Regions from separate parts of the Mus musculus genome. Here region 1 is linked to region 2. A link is a loop called in an ENCODE intact Hi-C map of the cell type or tissue named here. Cell type or tissue: left cerebral cortex. All regions are shown on one strand. Links, peaks and the distances in the headings refer to the core of each region. The heading gives the core; the rest is flanking DNA.

The links. Peaks named below come from ENCODE experiments on the same cell type or tissue, not always from the same donor. Only the 100,000 strongest peaks of a DNase experiment are listed, where the experiment ranks them.
Region 1: it touches region 2 in a loop (10-fold over the local background); 2 of 42 quality-filtered maps call a loop at or near these places.

Annotation. Positions count from the first base shown.
Region 1 is chr4:151,037,574-151,049,376 of GRCm38, reverse strand. Per3 (period circadian clock 3) reads left to right here and starts at 4,712. Exons shown (of 21, transcript NM_011067.3): 1 at 4,712-5,269; 2 at 5,673-5,818; 3 at 6,586-6,701; 4 at 7,904-8,105; 5 at 11,440-11,488. The coding sequence starts at 5,145. Gm38529 reads right to left here and starts at 4,524. Exons shown (of 2, transcript XM_017320565.2): 1 at 4,349-4,524. It overlaps Vamp3 (vesicle-associated membrane protein 3), which reads left to right. Exons shown (of 5, transcript NM_009498.4): 5 at 331-2,072. The coding sequence ends at 347. In left cerebral cortex, for the core only: CTCF peaks have their summits at 5,780 and 7,626; DNase peaks (open chromatin) are centred at 4,557, 5,866, 6,651, 7,717 and 1 more place; H3K4me3 peaks cover 3,966 bases; H3K27ac peaks cover 2,630 bases.
Region 2 is chr4:151,134,994-151,146,796 of GRCm38, reverse strand. It overlaps Camta1 (calmodulin binding transcription activator 1), which reads left to right. Exons shown (of 24, transcript NM_001081557.3): 9 at 1,229-3,081; 10 at 8,357-8,483. Among named protein-coding and RNA genes, the nearest start is that of Gm52711, 18 kb to the left of the region's middle. In left cerebral cortex, for the core only: CTCF peaks have their summits at 5,061 (motif pointing right) and 7,137 (motif pointing right); DNase peaks (open chromatin) are centred at 5,407, 5,993, 7,133, 8,469 and 1 more place; H3K4me3 peaks cover 2,538 bases; H3K27ac peaks cover 3,608 bases.

The DNA.
Region 1 (11,803 bases), core at 1,947-9,946, 98 kb after region 2:
AAATAATGTATATAGCTAGCACATAGCTACTCCCACCACTCTTGTGACTGCATATTAGAAGAACTCACTTTATTTTCATTCCAGTCTATGCGAACATCCTAGCAAAGCATGCCTTCCTTTGCTAGTTCTTGTTAGTATTTCCTTTTCCACTTTTGAGTTTAGTCTTCCCCAGAGCCCTGTAGCATGTAAAGAAGCTGCCAGTGGAAAACTGGCCAAGTCAGTTTCTCTCTGTCCCTCTTTAGACAGTAGAAGTCCATCCCTACTGAGTATTTGCACACACAAAGACTAACATGCCCTTTTCATTGTTTCTAAATCTTCCCTGCCTCTTAGTGTGGTGTGTCTCTTAATGAAGAACCGATGAAACTGAAGCCCGATATTCAGGATCTTCTTCAAGACTTTCTACTTAGAACCTGCCGTGTTATCGAGCTTACCTATTGTTTTTTTTCCAAATGATTATTTTTGTTAGTTTACATACAGTTTAGTGCCTAGAAAATGTGCCTTTGTTTTTCATATACACTCCAAACTGGAGGTGTGACCTACCCTCCCCACATTTTGCACAGTGCCTTTACAGATTTCTGGACTGGGAAAGAGGACTTGTGTAGTTCTGAGTGCTGAATGGAGGTGGATGTTGTCACTCAAGATGACTTGTTGTGGATTCCAGGAAGGGGGTTTTGTTCAAGGCAGCTGTCCCCACATCTGACATCATCTTCAAAACCACATTTTAAACTTTTGGGTAATTAGATTCCTAACTTGGACCTTCCAAGAAGAACACTACTGCCTAACAGCAATGGGTGACAATAGCAGGGTGTGCCTTATTTTGATAGCTAGGAAACTGTTCTTTAAGATTATTCTCCGTTTGTAAGCACTACTGACTCCCGCTGTATTTAAGATGCTGGTGAAGAGCTCATGCTCTTATGTTAGATATGACTATGTTTACTTTCTTGTTCTTGTTGTATATCACTCCTAAAATAGTATTTTAACCAGAAATAACCCTTTAAGAAGTTTTTATAGAACTATGACCAAAGTTTCTATTTTGCCAAAAGTTAAGTACAAATAAATTGCCCCAATAGATACATTCAAATAAGTGCCAAATGTAACTCAAGGTGTCCTTTAAGAAAAATGTTAATACTGTGAGAGCGAGCCTTCAACATGTCGGCAGTCCATCCTGTGAAATGCTATAGAGAAGGCTAGTCATTCTGATTTGGTTTCTTCTTTAGAGCTATGGAGGTGGGCTCAGATCACACCTGTAGACAAGATACTTAGCCAGCAGTTTGTAGACTGAGCTAGGCTGTGGTCTCTAGTGCGATGTGAGCAGTAGCCGTGCAGCCTCACCAAGGCATCAGTCTGCACAGAGTTCCAGAAGACTGTGTACTGCTTGTACTCATCTCTGTCTTATGCTTGAGGTAAGCCACCGGTCACTCGTAGAGGATAGCTAACCAGAGATGCCTGGTGCTCTTAGAATGTAGCCATTGCTGTCTGGGACAGTTTCATTGTTTATATGAGACTTTCATCAAGGCTTGGTTCAAAGACAGGAGTTCAGGCATGGGTGGAATTGAGGAAGTGGTGAAGGGAAAGCTGCTTGCCTATGGCAGTGCCACTAGAATGTCCTGAAATCTGTGTTTGTGTGTAAAGCAGCATTACTCAAGATGTCATAGAATCTGGTTCTAGTTTTTTGTTTTTGTTTTGTTTTTTGAGACAGGGTTTCTCTGTATAGCCCTTGCTGTCCTGGAACTCACTTTGTAGACCAGGCTGGCTCGAACTCAAAAATCCGCCTGCCTCTGCCTCCCAAGTGCAGGGATTAAAGGCGTGTGCCACCAACGCCCAACTGGTTCTAGTTTTTTATCTGTTCCCCTAACATTACTGAAACAATACAGATGTTGAAGATATGCCTTGCCGCATCAGCCTAGGGCTTCTGTCCTGGTCTGACCTCACAACTTTGGTGCTGTCTCCTCATATTCTGTCCCATGTAACTCAGTGGCTCCTGTATTAACACAGTGATACCTCGCTTCTCTGTGCATTTAGCTGGGAATGTTCCCGGTATGGTGACCAGAATAAAGTTGTTTATTAACATGATCCTGTGTCGTGTTTCTTGGAGTGGAGTTGGGAATACACCTGATGCATGTCCTAAACTTCTGACCCTTGATGCTCCCCCTCCCTCCCTGACAAACTATGTTTTTTTCTTATTCATTATCCTAGGAGCACATATTCCTGTGAGAAGATGTAGATCTCACCCTGTGTTAGGGGACTCTAGAGCAACAGAACTAATAAGGTGAACATATATTTTTAAAAGATTTTTATTATGTGGTATGGTCTACCTCACACTGAAGATGCTGAGAACCTGATAGCTGCTTAGTCCATGAGGCTGAGTTCCTCAGAAGTTTCCATCTGGTACTGTGGGCCTGGAGGACTCCTGGAAAATCTCTGGTGTTAAGCCCATGTGGAAGCCCATGTGGAAGCCCATGAAAACATACTGAGTTCTGATAACATCAGAGTGCAGCAACAGCAGGGTAGATTAACTCGCCTGTGAGTGAAGGCTTGCAGGCAAAGAGCAGAGCTTCCTTCTCCTATCTTCCCCACTTTACATACTCCGAGCAGGGAAACCCATCAGGAATACCTGGCAGGCTGCCTTTTAGTTGATTCCACATACAATGGAGTCGACAACTGGAATTAACCATCATATACCTTAATGAAAAGTGCTTTTCAGAGCAGAGATGAGTCCATAGCTGGTTTGCAGTTACCAGACCAGTAAGGATTTGGCTATTGGGTTTCTTAAATAGTGTCTTCTGGAAGTGATTTGTAGAGTTGACCCTGGTACACCACACAGCTACCAACCACACAGGTAAACTTAGGGGAGGCATGTCCCAAATGTGTGGCTTTTTTTTTTTTTTAATCTGCCTTCCTTTGAATATATTTCCCCTCATTCCCCCACTCTTGCAAACAATGTAATATAGACCGGGTAGGATTTTGTCTATGTTTACAACATAAAAGTCTAAATACTTTTCCTTAAGCACAAACCCCATCACAATCTGGCCCTTCCTTTCTCCCATTGCTTCAGGTTCTTTTTTTTTTTTTAGATTTATTTATTATTATTATATCTAAGTAACTGTAGCTGTCTTCAGACACACCAGAAGAGCATCAGATCTCATTATTGATTGTTGTGAGCCACCATGTGATTGCTGGGATTTGAACTTGGGACCTTCAGAAGAGCAGTCAGTGCTCTTAAGCACTGAGCCGTCTTTCTAGCCCTCGCTTCAGGTTCTTAATGACTAACCTGTACTTCACAAGGATGGCCTGAAAGGGACAGTGCTTTTCAGTTCTGTTAGCCCACCCATTTCCCCCACCCCAAAGGATCACTCAGATTCAGTTCCCCTTCTCAGCGGCCCTCCCTTACCCTCCAGCCTGTTCCCTGGGGCTCTTGCCTCCTTCCTCTGTCCTTCCCATTCCTACCAGTTTATGTCCTACCAGCATCTTAGGCTTTCTTGACTTTGAGGCATCATCCATGTGTTGTATGTTGAGTATGAGAGAATTTGGTTCTGTCCTCAGTACAATAATCCCTGCCCACATGTGCACCCAATGGTCGTACAATGAATGTTTCTTGAAGAACTCAGGAGTAGAGTAATCCAGTGTGGAGAAAGACTTTTTTTAAAAATCGGTCATTTGCCCAATATGAAATGTGGATACTTGCTCTCTGGCATTTTCCCCTTCTCCTTTGGCCTGAACACTTTCATTCATCCAACAAATACTTAGTGTATTTTTTTAAAGATCTTATTATTTATGTGGTGTATGTCTGGATAGCGTATGCTCACTGTGCAGGTGTCTTGATGGATGAGGGCATTGGATCTCCTATAACTGGAATTACAGGCACTTTGTGAGACACTGATAGAAGATGCCTGGGAACCATCCAAAGGAAGAGCAGTAGGTGCTTAACTCTCAAGTGCTGTGCCATCTCTCCACCCACTACCGAGTGTGTTCTTGATGTACCCAGGCAGCAGAAGGCTGGAGCTCTGCCCTGTACCTTTCGTTTCTGAAGGGTAGAGACAGTTATGTAAAAGGAGCATCCTGGCTGTTTCCTCGAAAACAGAGCGTCGCTTACAATACTATCTAACTCCTGTTGCCAAATGAACCTGTAACTCGAGGGCAGCCAAGGACCTTACCTTGTACCATTAAACTTGTATTTCTGAAAATACGGTTGGATTCTACCTGGGTTCACTCACCTATATTGGCGGGTGGGAGAAAGCAGCAAGTTTTGGAAAGATGAAAACAATGGGAACCCCAAAGCACTGCATTCCTGGGATACCGGGGAGCCCCAGAGGCCTGCGGACTCACAAGCGCCACCGGGTCCACTTACCTGTTGGCTGCGCGGACCCCGCCCTCCCGTGACTGACAGCCCCAAGGCCACGCCTCCGGGAAGCCCGGCAGTAGACTTGCGCGGCCCGGCCCTGTTGTCTTCCAGGCCACTCCACTTGGCCAGGATTGGCCGAGAGCCGCCCTCGCCCGACCCGCGCGTTATGTAAGGTACTCGGGGGCCTTTGCACCCGCCCACCCGCCCGCGGTTATGTAACCCCCGCCGTGCACGACCTGCACCCCGCCCTCTGACCAATGGGAGCTCGTGTTGCCGGTAACAGCGACCAATCGCGCGGCGAAGGGGCGGGACCGGATCCCTGGCGCGCAGGGGGCGGGGCCGGCGGCCACTGGGCACGCGGACGGCCTCGAGACTGGACTGCCCGCGGGTGGGCGAGGCTCTGCGGGGCGGCGGCGAGTTGCTCGGCTGGCGGGACGCCTGCGAGCCCGCACGGCCGGGCGCTGCTGCCCCTGCCTTCTGCCCGGTCACGCCGGACGTTGCTCTCTGAGGTGTTTCTCGATGCTCGCCGGCTTCCCAGCAAGGACGGTGGAAAAGTTGTTGCAGGCTGACCGCGCTCCCTGAGAGCCCCGCTGGTGGTCCGTCCAGCCAGCTTCCGCCATCGAGCTGTCGCTGTAGCTCGTCACCCCAGCAGAGTCTGTGGAAATGCTGAGGAGAAAAGTGCCCCTCAGATGAGCGTGGTCGGCGACCAGTCTTTCCCGAAGGCGATGGCAGGGACCAAAACAAGCCGGGTTTGGTTGCTAGCTGCAAACTGAGAGAAGCAGGCTGAGGGCTGCCAGGCGGGATGGATCCCTGTGGAGACCCGGCAGTACCTGGTGGCGACTGTCCCCAGACTAGGGGACCGGGGCTCCAGGGGGCGTCTGGCCAGGAGGGTCCTCTGCAGGGCACTTGCGTGGACAGCAGCCACAGGTGACGCTAGGAAGTCTCCCCACCACCCTCTGTGTTTATTGTCCTTCCCTGGAGCAGGGAAAGCAGGATTTACAACTTTTTATTGTATTTTTGATCCCGGGGACGCGGTAGGGGGGGGAGGCGACCTGAAAGGGAACTTCCAAATAGTTCGGTGAGGATTGATGGGAGGGGGAATGTTACTAAACTAAATTACCAGAGTACGGAAAGAAAGAGGAAAGTGGTTAAAGAATTTGACGGAGTTGGGACTGAAGGGAGAATGAAAGTGTAGAATGTCCCCTACCTGGAAGAGAAAGGGCATTAAACCTGTGACCTGGGCTAGTTGAGGTGGCCAGACATCCCTAAAAATCAGATATTCCTTGAGTGTCCACCATTACGGTTTCTTGTTTGTTTTTTTCCTATTCAGTGAACACGAAGACCGAAACAGAATGTCTGAAGAGCTTATAATGGTTGTCCAAGAAATGAAAAAGTATTTCCCAGCCGAGAGGCACACTAAGCCCAGTACCCTAGATGCTCTTAACTATGCCCTGCGCTGTGTACACAGTGTGCAAGGTAAATGCATTGCAGCGAATAGGGTGGCGCTGGGCTCAGTCCTCATGTGCAGTGGAACTCCAGCCTCCAGAGGCTTGGGCTTTATTTGTAGCCAAGACAAGCAAGTCTAAAGCTGATGTAAGTGGTGCTTTAGGCTTTCCAAGTTTGAAAAGCCAGCAGAACGTTATTTGTCTGACAGTTTAGTAACTGTGCAATATTGTGCCTATCTGTTGCAAGAGTAAAGAGTTGAGCAGTTTAAGTAAAACTCAGAGGACTTTTTCAAGGAGCATTGCCTTCCATGGAGATTACACGAGCAAATACATGTCTGGGTTGTTTTTTTCTGTCATGCACACACTTTGGAAATGCAGTTGTAGTATATACAAAATAGACTAAATCAAAGAACAAATGTTTTTCCTTCCCCCAGCAGAAACCGCTTTGCTCAGTCTGTGATCAATAGTTTGTGAATTCTAGTGTTTCCTCCATTAAAAAAATATATGTGTGTATCTGGACTTTGATTTTATTAACTAGCTTTAGAACTTCTAGTGAATCTTGCTCCTTGTAACCCAGAGCAGGCAGGATTCATAAAACTCATAGTCTTGAGTTTGCATACCTAACCTTGCATTCCTAACCATATCCTTGATGCAAACAAAAAAATCACCTGGTTTTGAGGGAAACCCACGTAAGGGATCGTCATCTAAGGAAATACACCAACCTTAGCGTGCTGAGAAATGACTTCTTAAAGATACGCTTGTCACCACTCTGTGTGTCTATCTCCCTGTCTTTCTTAGCAAACAGTGACTTTTTCCAGAGTCTCGGTCCACGCGGAGCACACCAGGCAGATGTGACTGTATACAGTCTTGAGGACCTCACCGCTCTGGCTTCTGAACATACTTCTAAGAACACAGTAAGATTTAATGAGTTTTGCCATCTCCACCTGGTGACTCTTCCTAGGGACCTTTTCTGGGTGTTAAAATAGTCACTGGAAGTTTCACTTGCTGAGGGAAAAAAAAAAGGGTGAAAGTTCTAAAAAGGTACTATGAGGTCTCCTGCCCATACCAGAGATCCTGTCTGAAGGTAGACGCGACCCCTGGCCCCTTGTGCTGTATCATAGTTTCCTGTGCTTAGCCAGCAGGTAATGCCCTCCCCCTCAGCATCCCCTGTTCTCTCACAGAAAAAGAAAAAAAAAAAAAAAAAAAAAGCAACAAGCAAAACGTGGCAGAGTAATTTCCTGCATCGTATTCTAATCTCCAAATTGTTACTTTCTATTTATATCATTCTTAGTTCCAATACCTACTTCCTCAAGTTGTAACCACTGGACTTTGTAGTACAGGTGAGTTGAGATGTCATTTCTGTAGTGACATTTTAGAAGAGAAATTTAGTGGTATATTTATATTTTTAATCTCTTCTTGTTGACAGAGTAATTAAGCCTCATAGTGTGTTGATGGTGGAGATTCCCTTCATTTGGTATTTAGACTCCAACATCATCATAACTTAATGATTTTTTATAGTTCTACAACAGGAGTTGTGTAGTGTTACATAATAGAGCCTGTTCTGCTAACATGCACAGTGATGTGGTAGGTGTTTAAAGAGCAAGTTTTAAGAAAACATTCGCCCTCTAAAATCTTCGCAGTCCGTCTAGACAGGGAAACAAGTCCGTGCTAGGAAGCACAATGGCTGGTTACAAATGAACTTAGTGGCTAATAAAACAGGTCTGAGATGCAATTCTTATGTAATGGGGTCTGTCAGGGGCAGCTTTGTGGAGGAGGAGTGCTTGAGCTTGGGCTTTAAGCGCAGAGTCTGCTGACAAGAAGACAGTCCCTCCTGGTGGGGAGCGCAGTTTGCAGAAAAGTGTGTGCACTCTGTATATATTTAGTCTGCATGGAAGCTGGTGTGGGCTTTCTGGCATAGAGATTAGACTTTTAGGAAGCATGGTAGGCTTTTTATAGTAGTTGTTAAGGAGCATGCTGGAGAAAACTAGGAAGCTTTTTATCTTTACAAGTGTGTGCGTGTTGGGTGTATGTGTCGTGATAGAAATCCTGAAGAACCTGACTTTGCAGAGGCGTTGTCTGTGAGTTCTTCCGTGTCTGTTTTAAATATTTCCTGCAGGATACCTTCGCGGCCGTGTTTTCGTTTCTGTCTGGAAGGTTAGTGCACATTTCTGAGCAGGCTGCTTTGATCCTGAATTCTAAGAGGGGTTTCCTCAAGAGCGTGCACTTTGTCGACCTGCTTGCCCCTCAAGACGTGAGGGCGTTCTACGCGCACACTGCTCCAACTCAGCTTCCTTTCTGGAACAACTGGACCCAAAGAGGTATGAGACCAATGTTGCTTGAGTGGCTTGCACTAAGATCGGGTTGTTCTCTCGGAAATAGAACAGACGTTAACATGTTACTTTCAACATATAATCCATGTCATTTCCCTTATTTATTTATTTAGTTTATGTAGTTATTTATTTTATTTCTTTGGTGTTGGTTTGTTTTTTGAGATAAGGTTTTCTGTGTAGCCAAGGCTGTCCTGGAACTTGCATTGTAGACCAGGCTGGCCTCAAACTCTGCGATGTGCCCATCTCTGCCTGAGTGTGGATTTCAAGACACGTACCACAGCTATAGGCTTTCTTCTTCTTTTTTAAAAAAGCACAGCAAAATAGTATTTTTATCATTTAATAACTAACAGACCAATGCATTTCTTTTTACTTAGTGAGATTTCACATACTCTGTATGAAAAATAGCTTTGGTTGGTACAGGATCTCTTCCCTCTGAATTAGAAAGACATACTTTCTTCTTGTGTTGACTCCATGATGTCTTTGTCTAATAGATGTGACTTTATAGGTAAGATTCTGAGAGCTCGGATTCCCTTTTTCTGGCCCCTGAAAGTTCATGGATCCAGTAACTTGGTTGCCTTGAGAATTGTTGGTTTACTTGAACAGATCTGCCTGGCCACAGTTTTCTCTGTGACATTCTGTCCGTGTGATTTTCTTTTTAAAGTCGCTCGTTGCTCCTTACATTGTTTGTGAATCATCTCTTAAAGAGCTCAGTATATACCACGTGCATCGGCCTTTTCTTATATTTCAGTCTCTTTTCTCTGTTGTCTGTTTGTTGTAGCCCAGGCTATCCTCAACCTTGCCTTACAGCCAATATGCCTTAAACTCTGATCTTCCTACCTCTACTCCCCGAGTGATGAGATTACAGGCAGATACCACCAAACCATCGTTAGCAGTGCTGGAGATTGAGCCTAGGGTTTCATGAGGCTAGGCAAGCATTCTGCGGACTGAACTATATCCCCAGCATCACTTCATCTGCTTTAAAAGATTTTTTTATATATGTATGGGTGTTTTGCCTGCTTAAATGTCTGTGCACCACATGGGTTTCAGGGCCCATGGAAGCCATAAGAGGGGATTAGATTCCCCCTAGAACTAGAGTTATAGATGGTTGTTAACATGTACGTGCAGGGGATTGAATCTGGGCCCTTTAGAAGAACCATTTACCAGCGTCTTTATCATTACGGCTTCTCCCTAGCTCTCCTGTACTTACTTTTTTAAAGCTATTCCGTTTATTCTGTTAGAGAGAGGTGAGCACAGCAGCTCATCCCCGCACGCTGGAGGATGAGGCGGGATGGGACCTGAAGGCCATTGTCATCCACATAGTGAAAACCCCCCAAAAAGTGTAGCACAAGATTTACCATCTCCTGTCATGCTTAAGTCCAGGGATTCGAGGAATGGGAGAATGAGAAACAGACCGTTGCGTTGTCATCTCTCAGCCGCTACTTTCCTGGTTTTTACAATTTAATACTCAACCCAGTCTCCTTTTGTCTAACTGTATTCTCTCTCTCCTTTCCCATCCTAAGAAATCCTAGTATTGCTTACCTTCCTTTCCTGAATGCCCATTCTCAACCTTCAGTTGTCTGTGTTTGGCTTTCTCATTTCATTAATCACCCATTCTAAAAACACTCCATGATAACGTGGGGCCAGGAACTGTTCTAGGTGCTAGGATGCTAGATGTGCTTGCCGTCTCTTTTTGGGTTTTGTTTTGTTTTGTTTTTTCTTTAACAGTGCTTGCACCTTCATCCTTTCTGCTCTCTGCTGGTTAGTCGTTGCTATGATATCTTCATTCCATCTAAAACTTTAACATACGCTGAAATGATCACTCCTGCCATGCAGACACAGTATACATCAGTTTACCTCGGATACTGTGCTTCCGCTGTGTCCATCTCAGGTTCAAGCTTCAACCGAGAGCAGTTAATAAGCTCCAGGCCCGTTGTAGCTGTAACCGGCACTCACCTGCCTCAGGCTCTCCCTGTGAGGAAGGGGACACAGGGTGCTATTTACTCCGCAGTCCGTTTGCTCATGTCTTAGAACACGCTTCCGTCAGTGTCAGTTATATAGACCTCGCGGGAGGATCTGAGGCTTCTTTGTTTTGTTTTGTTTTTTTCAAGACAGGGCTTCTCTGTGTAGCCCTGGCTGTCCTGGAACTCACTCTGTAGACCAGGCTGGCCTCGAACTCAGAAATCCGCCTGCCTCTGCCTCCCGAGTGCTGGGATTAAAGGTGTGTGCCACCACGCCTGGCCTGATGCTTCTTAAGAACTCATTTCCACAAGCAAGAACTCACACATTCTCAGCTTGTTGAGCACCTTCTGAGCTTGTGTCCCCTGAGCTCACAGAGTCCAGCTCATGGTTCTGCAGTGGCTTGTGGTGAACATGGAAGCCTGATGTAATGTGTAAGTGGTGTGAGCAAGAGGCAGTTTTCTGATTCTTCAGATGACCCTTAGAAGTGCAGGGACATAGCCCTGTGCAGTATTTTGGATCCTGGGATTCTCACTGGTTATGTTCATAAAGATGTATGTATTTTAACAGTTTCCCATAGTTCAGTAGCTTAGGTCTTTTTACTGAAACGTTTGGGCAAAAGGTTCCTCATTTGACTCTAAAATACATTTACCTTGCTGGGCAGTGGTGACACCTTTAATCCCAGCACTTGGGAGGCAGAGGCAGGTGGATTTTTGAGTTCGAGGCCAGCCTGGTCTACAGAGTGAGTTCCAGGACAGCCAGGGCAACACAGAAACCTTGTCTCCAAAAAACAAAACAAAAACAAAACAAAAACAAAAAAACAAAAAAAAAAAAACCAACGTTTACCTTTGGGCTGTCACTATGTATTTAAGAAAGGCCGGTGGGCTGTCACTATGTATTTAAGAAAGGCCGGTGAGAACCGCTGGCCTGAGTGGCCTGAGGGAGAGAAAACATGAGGCCGCAGAGGATTGGCCTAGCCCTCTAGAGATGACATCAGCAGTACCTGAGAGTCATAGAGGATCATACATGGAAAAATTGTAAAAAAAAAAATTGTAGGAAAAATTCCCCAAGGTTAGACCTAAAGTGGAGGAAAACAATCACATTTACACGTCAGAGAACTGGGATCTGAAAATACTCCAGATTTCCCCAGCTATTACAGTGGGCCAGACTGCAGGCCCCAAAGTAGTGCCGTCAGGTCATCACAGTGACGTTAGAAATAGCACATGTGCTTGCTGTGAGGGACAGGTGTGGGCACATGAAGGAAAGTCCAGTCGGACTCTCCCGGGAGCACTTGAGGGTCAGGACTGCGTCACTGGGGAGCCACCCCAGGAGGGACAGGGCGATCGTCACCTCTCTCTCTTTCTAGCCTCGCAGTATGAATGTGCACCAGCGAAACCCTTTTTCTGCAGAATCTGGTAAGTAAACCACAGAGGCTCAAAATGTGGCTCAGTCTCTAATTTCTATTCAACCTTTACGGTGGTTCCTTTGTATTCAGCTAGATTCTGTTTTAGATACAACAACAAAACCTCTTGAGTGTTGCTATGTGAATTTGTGAATTTAGACAAAAAATAAAAACACTGAAAGATAATCGCCGGCCCTATGCCATCAGAGCCCATGGTTTGAAGTAAACTACAGCAAGCGTACTTCAGGCCCTGTTTTGTTTGCTTGCTTTTTGCTTTTCAGTTCAGTCACATTTAAATTAATTTATAAGATTTCCTCATGCTTACTTC
Region 2 (11,803 bases), core at 1,754-9,753:
GGCACACACGTCCCTCTCCTCACACACACACACAAATAGTGGAATAGAAATAAATACTTCCACACCCCTAGGGCAGAGTCTAGAATGCTCTTTGACCCTAGGGTCTGAGAGCTGACCTGGAGAGGGTTCACTCTCCACCTCCCTGGGCCAGCCTCTGCCTTCTTGTCCCCAGCACAAGGCTCCTGGAGGTCATAGGTTTCTTGAGGCATTACACAGCCAGAATCAGGTGTGAGAAGCTGGGTTAGGGATGGAGTCACAGCTGCAATGGCGGGGATGACTGTTCTGGGTCCAAAAGAGTCCTTCCAGATGAGCACAGTCTGCTTTTGATGGTGAAGAGAACTTTCTTGAAAAGCCACACGCACTCACACACACACTCACATGATTACATTCCACACACATACCACACACACACACACACATACACACACATGATTACATACCACACACATACACACTTACACCACACATACACACCACACACAAACACATACACACCACACTCATACACATCATACACACACACCACACGTACACGCATGCAATTACACACCACATACACACCACACACATATATACCACACACATACCACACCACAAACACACACACATACACATACCTTACACATATACACACACTTACACCACAGACACAATATATTCACACCACACACACACACATATACTATACAATGCATACACATACACACACACAACACACACAATATACACATGCATACACATATACATACACATACACACAACATACACTTATACACAAATACACACACTATACACATGAATACACATATACACACATCACACACATACACACAACACAGACATACTTACACTACACACATGTACACACATCACACACATATACACTCACACCACACACACACAACACACAACACACATGTGCTAGGGTTTCCCACATGCCACATCTTGCTGATTTTGAAAAAAACAACACAACAACAGCAAGATTAAAACATTTTAAGATGGTCACATAGGGCATGGCAGAGCCTCGGGCCTGGGAGCAGATCACAGCAGTACAGGGACTTCGCTCTTTGTCCTGCCTAGCCTGGATGGGGGCTTTGTAACTGGATGCGTTCTAACTGCTTGCGAGAAGAATTAGCCAAAGTCCCAGCTCTGACCTTGCGTGTGTGTGTGTGTGTGTGTGTGTGTGTGTGTGTGCGCGCATGTGTGTGCTGTGTTCCCATCTCCACAGGAGCGGGCAGCAGCGTGCATCATAAGTGTAATAGTGCCAAACACCGCATCATCTCACCAAAGGTGGAGCCGCGGGCCGGGGGCTATGGGGGCCACTCGGAAGTACAACACAACGACGTGTCAGAGGGCAAGCATGAACCCAGCCACGGCAGGAGCACGAGCCGGGAGAAGAGGAATGGCAAGGTGGCCAAGCCGGCACTGCTGCACCAGAACAGCACGGAGGTTTCCTCCACCAACCAGGTGGAGGTCCCCGACACTACCCAGAGCTCCCCCGTGTCCATCAGCAGCGGGCTCAACAGTGACCCAGACATGGTAGACAGCCCGGTTGTCACAGGTGTGTCCAGCATGGCAGTGGCCTCTGTGATGGGGGGACTGTCCCAAAGTGCCACAGTGTTTATGTCCGAGGTCACTAACGAGGCCGTGTACACCATGTCCCCCACCGCTGGTCCCAACCACCACCTCCTCTCGCCCGATGCCTCTCAGGGCCTTGTACTGGCTGTAAGTTCTGACGGCCACAAGTTTGCCTTCCCCACCACGGGCAGCTCAGACAGCCTGTCCATGCTGCCCGCCAATGTGTCCGAAGAGCTGGTCCTCTCCACCACCCTCGACGGTGGCCGGAAGATTCCAGAGACCGCCATGAACTTCGACCCCGACTGTTTCCTCAATAATCCAAAGCAGGGCCAGACATACGGGGGTGGGGGCCTGAAAGCTGAGATGGTTAGCACCAATATCCGGCACTCGCCGCCTGCAGAGAGGAGCTTTGGCTTCACCAGCGTCCTCACCAAGGAGATCAAGACCGAAGACACCTCCTTTGAGCAGCAGATGGCCAAAGAGGCGGCCTACTCCTCCTCGGCGGCAGCTGCCGCGTCCAGCTCCCTCACACTGACCGCGGCGGGATCTAGCCTCCTGCCGTCGGGCGGTGGCCTGAGTCCCAGCACCACCCTCGAGCAGATGGACTTCAGTGCCATAGACTCTAACAAGGACTACGCGTCCAGCTTCAGCCAGACGGGCCACAGCCCCCATATCCACCAAACCCCCTCCCCCAGCTTCTTCCTGCAGGATGCCAGCAAGCCCCTCCCCCTTGAGCAGAATACCCACAGCAGCCTAAGCGAGTCAGGGGCCGCCTTTGTGATGCCCACGGTGAAAACGGAGGCCTCGTCCCAAACCAGCTCTTGCAGCGGCCACGTGGAAACCCGGATAGAGTCTACTTCCTCCTTGCACCTCATGCAGTTCCAGGCCAACTTCCAAGCCATGGCGGCAGAAGGGGAGGTTACCATGGAGACCTCACAGGCAGCTGAAGGGAATGAGGTCCTCCTCAAGTCTGGGGAGCTGCAGGCCTGTGGCTCTGAGCACTACCTGCAGCCAGAGACCAATGGGGTGATCCGCAGCGCAGGTGGCGTCCCCCTTCTCCCGAGCAATGTGGTGCAGGGACTCTACCCGGTGGCCCAGCCCAGCCTGGGCAACAGCTCTAACATGGAGCTCAGCCTGGACCACTTTGACATTTCCTTCAGCAATCAGTTCTCAGACCTGATCAATGACTTCATCTCTGTGGAGGGGGGCAGTGGTACGATCTACGGGCACCAGCTGGTGTCGGGGGACAGCGCTGCACTCTCACAGTCGGAAGATGGGGCGCGGGCACCCTTCACCCAGGCGGAGATGTGTATTCCCTGCTGCAGCCCCCAACAGGGCAGCCTGCAGCTGAGCAGCGCTGAGGGCGGGCCCAGCACCATGGCCTACATGCATGTTGCAGAGGTGGTCTCGGCCGCCTCGGCCCAGGGCGCCCTGGGCATGCTGCAGCAGAGCGGACGGGTGTTCATGGTGACTGACTATTCCCCAGAGTGGTCTTACCCAGAGGTAAGCTGCAGATGCCACCACATGCCACCGCCCCACCACCCCCCTCACCTGGGCCATTATGCAACCTGGAAAGCTTGTTTGCATGTGGCCATTCTTTGGATGGAGCTCTGACCGGAAACACAAAGCTGTCCCCTCCCGTGGTGGCTCTCAGACTTCACTCTAGCAGGGAGCTGTGCAGTCAGGGCTATCCCTGGAGGCAAGCTGCCCTTCCCGGCACCCATCAGAACAGTGTGCATTCTTCCTTTTCTTTCTCTCTTCCTTTCCCCTGCTCCTCTCACCTCCCTTCTTTTGGGGATGGAGGGGTGTCTTGGTGCTGCTTTTAAAGCACCCAGAAATCAACACCAGAGTCACACGGGGTCATTGGGTCCCCCGTAGCTCAAGCTTGGCCTCACTTACGCTAACGGGCAGCCGGGCAGCGCTCCCATCCACAGTGAAAGGGAGGGTGCAACTTTGGAACACTCAGCCATCTACAGAAACAGAAGCATGGCATGTGACCCAGGATCTAGCCTGTGCTCCTGTCACCATGGGCTGTCACCTTAAAGACTACCGCTCCAACGGGATCATAGGACGACCCAGGTCTTGCCTGGTGGGGTGGGGGTGTGTGTGTGCAATAAAATAGAACGTCCTGGGAAGGGGACAGTGCAGTTGCAGATCCCCTGAGTGCCTTGCTTGCATGTGGCCGAGCTTGAACTCTCCCCGGCTTCACCAGTGCATCCTCTTGGTCCCAAATCAGACACTCTCCCCTGGGAGGTGGCTTGCCCATAACTCTTGGTCCCCTGGCCATGTCATCTAGGCACCAGGCAGGGAATAGGCTCATACTACTTCCGCCCTCTGGGAAAGCCAACCTGAGACGATCTGTCCACAAATGGCACAGGTCAGAAAAGAATCAGAGTAGCACAGGCCGCAGCCCAGTAGCCCTGCACCAGCAGCCTGGCAACTGTATAGGCAGAGCGGCTGTTGTCCGTGTGGTCTTGTGAGTGTCCACGGGACACTGATGGAAGCCGTGAGACCATTGCGGTAGGTGAACGGCCAGGAGCGTGGCGCTGGAACCGGAACTGGATGGGCTGGTATGCATCCTGGCTCTACCCTTAGACGCCAGTGACCTTGGACACATTGCCATCTTCCCTGTCTCTAAAATAGCACCCGTGGAGTTACCTGAGAAATGGCTCAGCAATTAAGAGCACTAGCTGCTCTTCCAGAGGGCCCGGGTTCAATTCCCAGCACCCACACGAAAGCTGACGACTGTAACTCTAGTCCCAGGAGATCTGAACACCCTCCTCTGGCCCCTTTCAGCACCAGGCACACACAAACACCATGCAAGCTAAACACCCACCCACCCACACACACACACACAATGTTAAATTAACTTTTAAAAGTGAAAGCAGCAAGGGGATCCTGGAGTCTCTGCGTTAAGTACCCAGGCAGAGCCAGCCCTGTCTGCCTCAACTCCGGCACACTCCAACTCCTTGGTAGGAACCCAGAAGGAACCCAGTGGGCTTTCTCTTGGTATGGCTCAGCTGTCGCCCAGCTCTCCCAAGCAAACATCATTGTCTCTGCTCACCAGAGACCCACTGGGTAGCCTTCCCAGGAGGCTTAGAAAACCCGATAGAGCAGGAAAGAAGGAAGATGAGACCACCATGCATTCTGGGAAGGTCATATCAGCCTTGTGACCTAACTCAGATCTGAGACTCTGGGCCTCCATTCCCTTATCAAGACACACAAGAGAGGGGTGGATTTAAGACCTCTGTGCCTTAGAACTTTGGGGTTGCCCCCCTCACAAAAGCTGCCTACAGGCCGGCTGCAGTCATGTTTTAGAACACCTAAGAGGTGGGATCGGCTTGTTTCCTGGCCTGCGAGCATGTGCCCAGGCCAGCTCTCTAGACCCTGCTGAAAGGAAGTCTTCAGCAAGCCTGACTTCCTCTGTTCTTCACCAGCCTATGCAGCCTTCGACTAGATCCCGGAGACCGGCAGTTCAGCATCTGTCCACCAGAGGGCAGCCCAGGATGACATATGCAATAGCAATCAGGCTTGTCCAACCCAGGTTTTCCAGAAACCCTGATAGTTCCCGGCACCCTGACATGGAAGCAAAGCATAGTCAATATGTTTAGAGGGGAAAAGCCATTTTGGTGTCCAGCGGGACCTCGTGGTAAAGCCTCCAAGGTGGCGTTCCTCCTTGCCAGGCTCTCCTACCCAGGACAATAGGGTCGGTCACCAAGCTGGCACTTGTGTCCCCTCACAAACCCCTTGCTGGCATGATTGCCGGGTATCTTGCCTTCTGTCCCTGCCAGCTGATAAGGGTGCATGTGTGAGCTGACGTCACCAGGAGTCTGGTTTGAAGTGGGCTCTGGCAAGCTTAGGAGGGAGCTGTGCAGCTGGGATCTTGCTCTGAGTCAGGCTGTGTGGACACGGGTACACCACTCCCACCAGCTTTAAACTGCAATGGTTCCCAGGCATGCTGTGCCCGGTTTGGCCTGCTGGCTCCTCTCTGAGTATGCTTCCCTTCTTCCTTTGCTCCCATGTCTCCTCCACACCTACCCACTTGGTGATCTCTCAGCTGGTCCCCAACACACACACACACACAGAGAGAGAGAGAGAGAGAGAGAGAGAGAGAGAGAGAGAGAGAGAGAGAGCAACGCTCTCTGTGCCTCAGCATTTGCCCAAGGTGCATGAATTCAAGACCCTTCATCTCAGGACTTACAGGACATAGACCTCAGATGGCACCCCTGCCTCTCCCCACCTCTCCCCTGCATCATCTCCCCCACCCCCACCCACCCACCCCCCGCTCCCGCCCCTCCCCATTGGCTCTGGCTGCACCAGGCAGAAGAAGCGGCAATTAGAACTGTCGGGCATGCACACATCACAAACAATTCAGGACAGCCGGGGCGGAGTGGTTGCCATGGGAACCGTCCGTGGAAATGATGGATTCTGAGGCGTCCTGCGGCAGTTGCCATGGAGAAGGTCTTGATGTTCCCGGTCTCCGCAGCAATTTGTCCCCACCACCACCCCGCGCAGCAACCCATCGTTGAACTAACAGCTGTGGGTTGCAGTTTTCATGTCCCCTCTTCTCACATGGTAACTGTCCGTGGCCTTTTGAAGCCAGTGTTCTTCCACATCCTCCATGGGAGGACCTTGCTCAGAGCAGGACGCCTCACTCAGGCAATCACTTCCAACCCCCTACACCATCACTTTGTCAGAGCCCTGAATCTACTTTATGGAACCGCTGGCGGCGGAAAGGCTTCTGAAATCACAGCTACCAGTGGGACTGGGCTACTTCCTGAAGTCACACAGATACCAAGGACAAGAGCAGATGCTGGGGGCTGGGGGCAAGGCTCAGCAGCTCTTGCAGTTAAGAGTACCTGCTCCTCTTGCAGGGGCTGGGCTTGCTTCTCAGCACCCACATGGTGGCTCAAGGCCATCTGTAACTCCAGTTCCAGGGGATCCAGTGCCACCTCCTGACCTCTGAGAGCACCAGACACACACACACATACATGCAGGCAAAAATATACACAATAAATAAACGGAACAGGGGTGGGGCACGCTATGATTTTGGAACTCTGTCTTGAGCTCTCTCCACTCTCGGCAAACCTCGGTGGCACCACAAAACCATGACCTAAGCTAAACGTCACACCCAGAGGAAAATGTACTTGCCAGCACAGGGGGGTACCTTCCCTTCAAGGGCCAGTCTACGGCTGTGGGTCACAGATAGTCTCAGGACATCATCACAGTAAACAAACTGCTACCTCTTATGGCCAAGGTTAGCCCCAGGCTAAGTCTGGGTTCCAGGCAACATTGTAGGGGAGTGGGAATCTTGAGAGCAAAGAATGGGTATGAAGTTGGAGCTTCCTCTAGGGCAGGAACAAGCAAGGGTTAAGAATAGCAAACGAGAATCAAGAATCTGGGACTGAATAGGCGACAGAGTCTGGCAGGCTTGCCTGGGGCAGCAGCGGAGAGCTGTGGCCCTGGCCTGAAGCAGTGGGGGAAGTCAGGACTCATTGCCGCAGCTCCTAACCCGGCCTCGGTTCAGCTCCTGGAGCGCCTCTCGGCCTTCTCTAGCCAGGGCGCCAGGTGGCGCTCTCCTCCCTATCGAGCACAGCTCTCCGCCCCCCTGCAGGGAAAGGTGTTTACTTGTTTGGGGGTGGGGTGGATGAGCCTCTGGGGTGGGTCTATCCAAGGTTAGCCAGGAGAGCCAGAGGCCAGCGCCCCTGCCTCTACATCCCGGGGCAGAGCCTCCCTCCACCCCGAGTGACCAGCCTCTCTTCTTGGCTAAGCCGTAAGTAGGGGACTTCTCCACCTGGGGATCAGGAGAGAGACAGAGACACAGAGAGACAGAGAGAGACATTAATCACTAACGGGAACAAAGTCCCTGAAAGGGATTTCCTGGGAGCAGCCACATGGGGCTCTTTGTTCTGGGGTATTCCTGCTGGCCAGAGTAGGTTAGAGAGAGCCCAGCGTTTCTAATGCTTTCTGGCGCTTGTCCCCTTGGGTCTGTGAAGACAGTTTTCCCTCCACTGGAGCAGAGAAAGGTCTGCTTAGACTCTGTAGGCCAGGCTGCCAGGCTGGTGCCTGCATGTGTGGTGCAGAAGTGCCAATGAGGGGCCACTCTTGTGTCTGCTTAGCTCGAGATACCCTGAATGACACAGCAGGCAGGTAGAGAACTGGAGGGTCAGTCCATCCCAAGCCCCAGCTCAGTTCCAAGAGCTCTACCTGAGCCCCTCCAATTCTGAATGCTTCACTTCGATTTTCTCTCTCCCCATCCACTACCTGGGCCTCCCCCCCTTACCACCTCCTGCCACACCCTGGGGGCCCTCCATTTCCCTTCAGTTTCCTACAAGAACATCTGTCCCTTGGGGTGACAGTTTCCAAATCTGAGTTCCCTCCACCTCTTCCCAAATGCATGACTCAGAGTCCCCCTTGTCCCCTCTGCTTCCTTCCTAGGGACCCTGCTGGCTGGTTCTCAGGTGCACCATGGGCTATGTGGCATGGGAAGTCCTGCCTCCCTCTAGTATCACCCTGAACTTTCAGGGTCAAGATGCCTAGGGGAGGGTCAAAAAAGGATGGCCTCTGGCGGGGGGGGGGGGTCAGAGCAGCTGCAGACCTGTCTTCTAGAGGGGCATCTCAGAAGTCAGGGCTTTTTGGAATGGTGTCATAGGGCCTGGGAATCTGCATGTGTAGCCAGCAGCCCTCAGCCCTTCCCGTCTAAGCCTGCAGCTGCAGGGGCGTCCTGTGTGCTGCATTCCCCGGGGGAACTGTTCTATCTCATCTCTCTCCTCTGCAGGGAGGAGTGAAGGTTCTCATCACAGGCCCATGGCAAGAAGCCAGCAATAATTACAGTTGCCTGTTTGACCAGATCTCCGTGCCTGCATCCCTGATTCAGCCTGGGGTGTTGCGTTGCTACTGCCCAGGTGAGGAGGCTGTGCCAGCGGGGGTTGGGGAGGAAGGAGAACAGACTCTGAGTCAGCCTTGGGGTGACCTTGAGGAAGTCACGCCTTTACTCCGCCTTCCTCAGCCGTGAAGATGTGTGCTCACTCACACAGTCTAATATAACATCTTCAGTTGGGGCTCATGGATCCTGGATCAGCCGGGAATGGTAGGCGTGCACGATGGGGGGGGGGGGGGGGGTTGTGAAGAAAACAAAGCAAAAGGACTATTTAAAGAGCCAATTAGTCAAGTGGCATATCCCAGGTGGGGTCCGGATGGGGCCCGGCCAAAGTGAAATACTCTCCTACAGCAGAGCTGACCTCACTCCTGCCCTGGCCCAGGCCACCCTGAGGCTCAGAAAACTCAGGGCCCTGTGCTCACAATATTGGCTCATTGGGGCACGGAGCAGGTGAAAGGAAGTCAGGGAAGCCTTCCATGTGGAGGGACTGTGGGGAACTGGGGTGTGTGGGCCAAACTTAGAATGAGGAGCACAGGCTCCTTTGAGGGGTAAGCACACACCCATCGAAGCCAGCCAGAAGCTCTGTGCCCTGTGGCTCTGTCTTCTCCCTCCCTCGTCCTGGGCTTCAGTATCTGTCATCTAATTCATGCGGCCTTAGGCTTTTTAGCCTGTGATTCTTCAAGTGTCCAGGCATGTATAACTGGCCGATAAGTCAGACACTGACTTGTAACAAACCACAGAGGAATTGATTTAAAGACAATTATAAAAATTGATTTTAAGACATTTATTTGGTATTCATATAATTTATCGTCTATCGAAGATAAGATCAAATTTGCATATTAACAAAATGGAGAGTTTGTTTATCTTTCCACCAAATATTAAATTTTGGCTATTTGATACCAAAGGGCATAGAACATCTTCAATATTTTTCGGTTAACTGATATCTGGATTTTATAATCATAATACTGAGAATATGCCAGTTTACATAAATATGAAGTATAAAGTGGTAAAAGTTTGACTTTGGGCCACTTTAGAGATTGTCGGAAGCTCTGTCCTAACTGTAAGCCAAAATTCGTGCCGTGATTTTTTTTTTTAAATGAAACTCAAATCTGCAACTCAAAAATCAATCTTTAAAAGCAAACATTCGAATACAATACAATCCAAATGGACTCGTATGATATCTATGCACTGAGGAGTGATGGGGACAGAACTATCTGGTCTCTGTTTTCAGGAATTGAGCAGAGAACTTGGTGTGAGCTACAAAAACACCGCAGTTCATGACAGACAAGTCCCAGATCAGAGACGAGGTACTTCAGGCAGGGTTTGCTGGAGGCTTGTGCCAGGACAGCCACGCAGAGCAAAGCACACACGTTACATGTTCAGTAGTCTCAGAAGCCAACATGGGCAAGCACAGCCCGGATGGCCTCCGAGTCACTACGCATTTATGTCAAAGTTTTGGTTGTTGAATATTTAGAAACCTTTCACTGTTGCCAAACTTGGTGTCAACCCTGGTGTTCCATTTGGCAGTGTCTTATGGGATCATGTGACCCCCGGTTTAGGGAGCTCTGACCTCCTTAGATTGGTATCTCGGTCTGGCTAACTAATCCTTGACCTCTAACTATGACTACTTCCCGGTTAGCCTGTAAACCCCATGAAGGCACGAGACTGTGTCTTTCTTGGAGGCTGTTGTATCCCCAAGGCTAGCAAGGTGCCTGGGGTGCTGGAGATCTGTAAAGAAGAGACTTGGACTCCTGGAGTCTGAAAGCAGTTTGGAAAACATGACCTTTCTGTTCTCTTGGCTGGAACTGGGAAACCTTTATCTCATTAACCTCCCACATCATCGGCTCTATGGACAGCTCGTCCACCTAGCCTGGGCAAGGGACAGAGAGGCAAAACAAGGAAGATGGGATATATCTATGTTGTCTGAAACCAGAGACGGTGAAAAAGGGCACTTCCGACAGAAAGGAGGGCACTTCCGGCAGAAAAGAGGGTACTTCCGGCAGAAAGGAGGATACTTCCGGCAGAAAAGAGGGTACTTCCGGCAGAAAGGAGGATACTTCCGACAGAAAGGAAGGTATTTCCGACAGAAAAGAGGGTACTTCCGGCAGAAAGGAGGATACTTCCGGCAGAAAGGAGGGCACTTCTGGAAGAGTCAGAATGGGGAAGGAAAGAAGGAACTCCCAGACAGAAGCAGGCTAACCAGGACTGTGCGGGCCAACAGGGTTCCTCTCTACACAGTGTGGTCTCTCCCCAGTGCCTGCCTGTCTCGCTGACCCTGTCCCCCCTATTGCAAAAGTCTGGAGTTTACAAGCCAACCATTCTTCTTCCCCGACCTCTCTCTCATCTCCCTCCCACTTCTTCCTCTCCCCTCCTCACCTTCCCTCTCCCTCCTCTCTCTTCACCTTCCTTTGCAGTCCACCAGATCAGAATGCTCTGCTCTGTGGGGTTGGCATCGACTGTTCAGCTCAGTCTAGCATGCTCCAGGATGTCATGCCTGGTGTCTATAGCGCGCACACACACGCACACACACACACACACACACTTTGCTGCTGACCCAGCTCTCACCAGCTCAAAGGCTAGCTCCAGAGGTACCCAGCCCCAGGTCCTCCCAGAACCCTGCTAAGATTGGACAGCAGCCATCCAGATGGCCGCCCTGGGCCAAGGCAGCCCAGGAGGAATGGCAGCATACTATTAAGCTTTCCACTCTGCACCTGCTGTGGGAAGGGACTTGCCTGGTCTATAAATAGATGCCACATCTTCCTGTACCTGGGCTAAATACCTTGCCTCGGGTTCGTGACAAAGGACTGAGCTTTGTATGACCTCTGAATGGTATGCCGGGTCAGGACCCAGAGGATTCTGGGAGCTAGAGTCAGTCCTACCCAGGTTTGTCCTGTCAATCAAGTACCATCTGTGTGACTATACTTTGGAGAATGGTGCTCCTGAACCTTAATCTTCAGAGACCTTCTTCCCACATAGCCAAGAACATAAAGTGATCATGGGTCATGAAGCGCTTGCCTCTGGGGCTCATCTCGCAAAAGCTTTTCTAGAGGGAGAGTGGGGAGAAGGAAGGAGAACCAGGGCCGTTCTGGTCTTCTCAGGTAATTCGTCTGCTGTCCATGCACTTCTGGGTCACCAGTGCTAATATGCAGAGCTCATCCAGGCCACTGTTTCTCCTGGTCCCTGGGGAACTTTAGAAGGGTCACTGGTCACTTCTAAAATATCCTTTCTCCAACCAGAGACCACAGAACTAGGGGCTGTGTGCCATGGCCTGGCTGCTGGGCACCTTCTGTTGGCAGCCAGCCTCACAAAGCATGCCCCATGAGAATACATCGTTTTAACATCCCA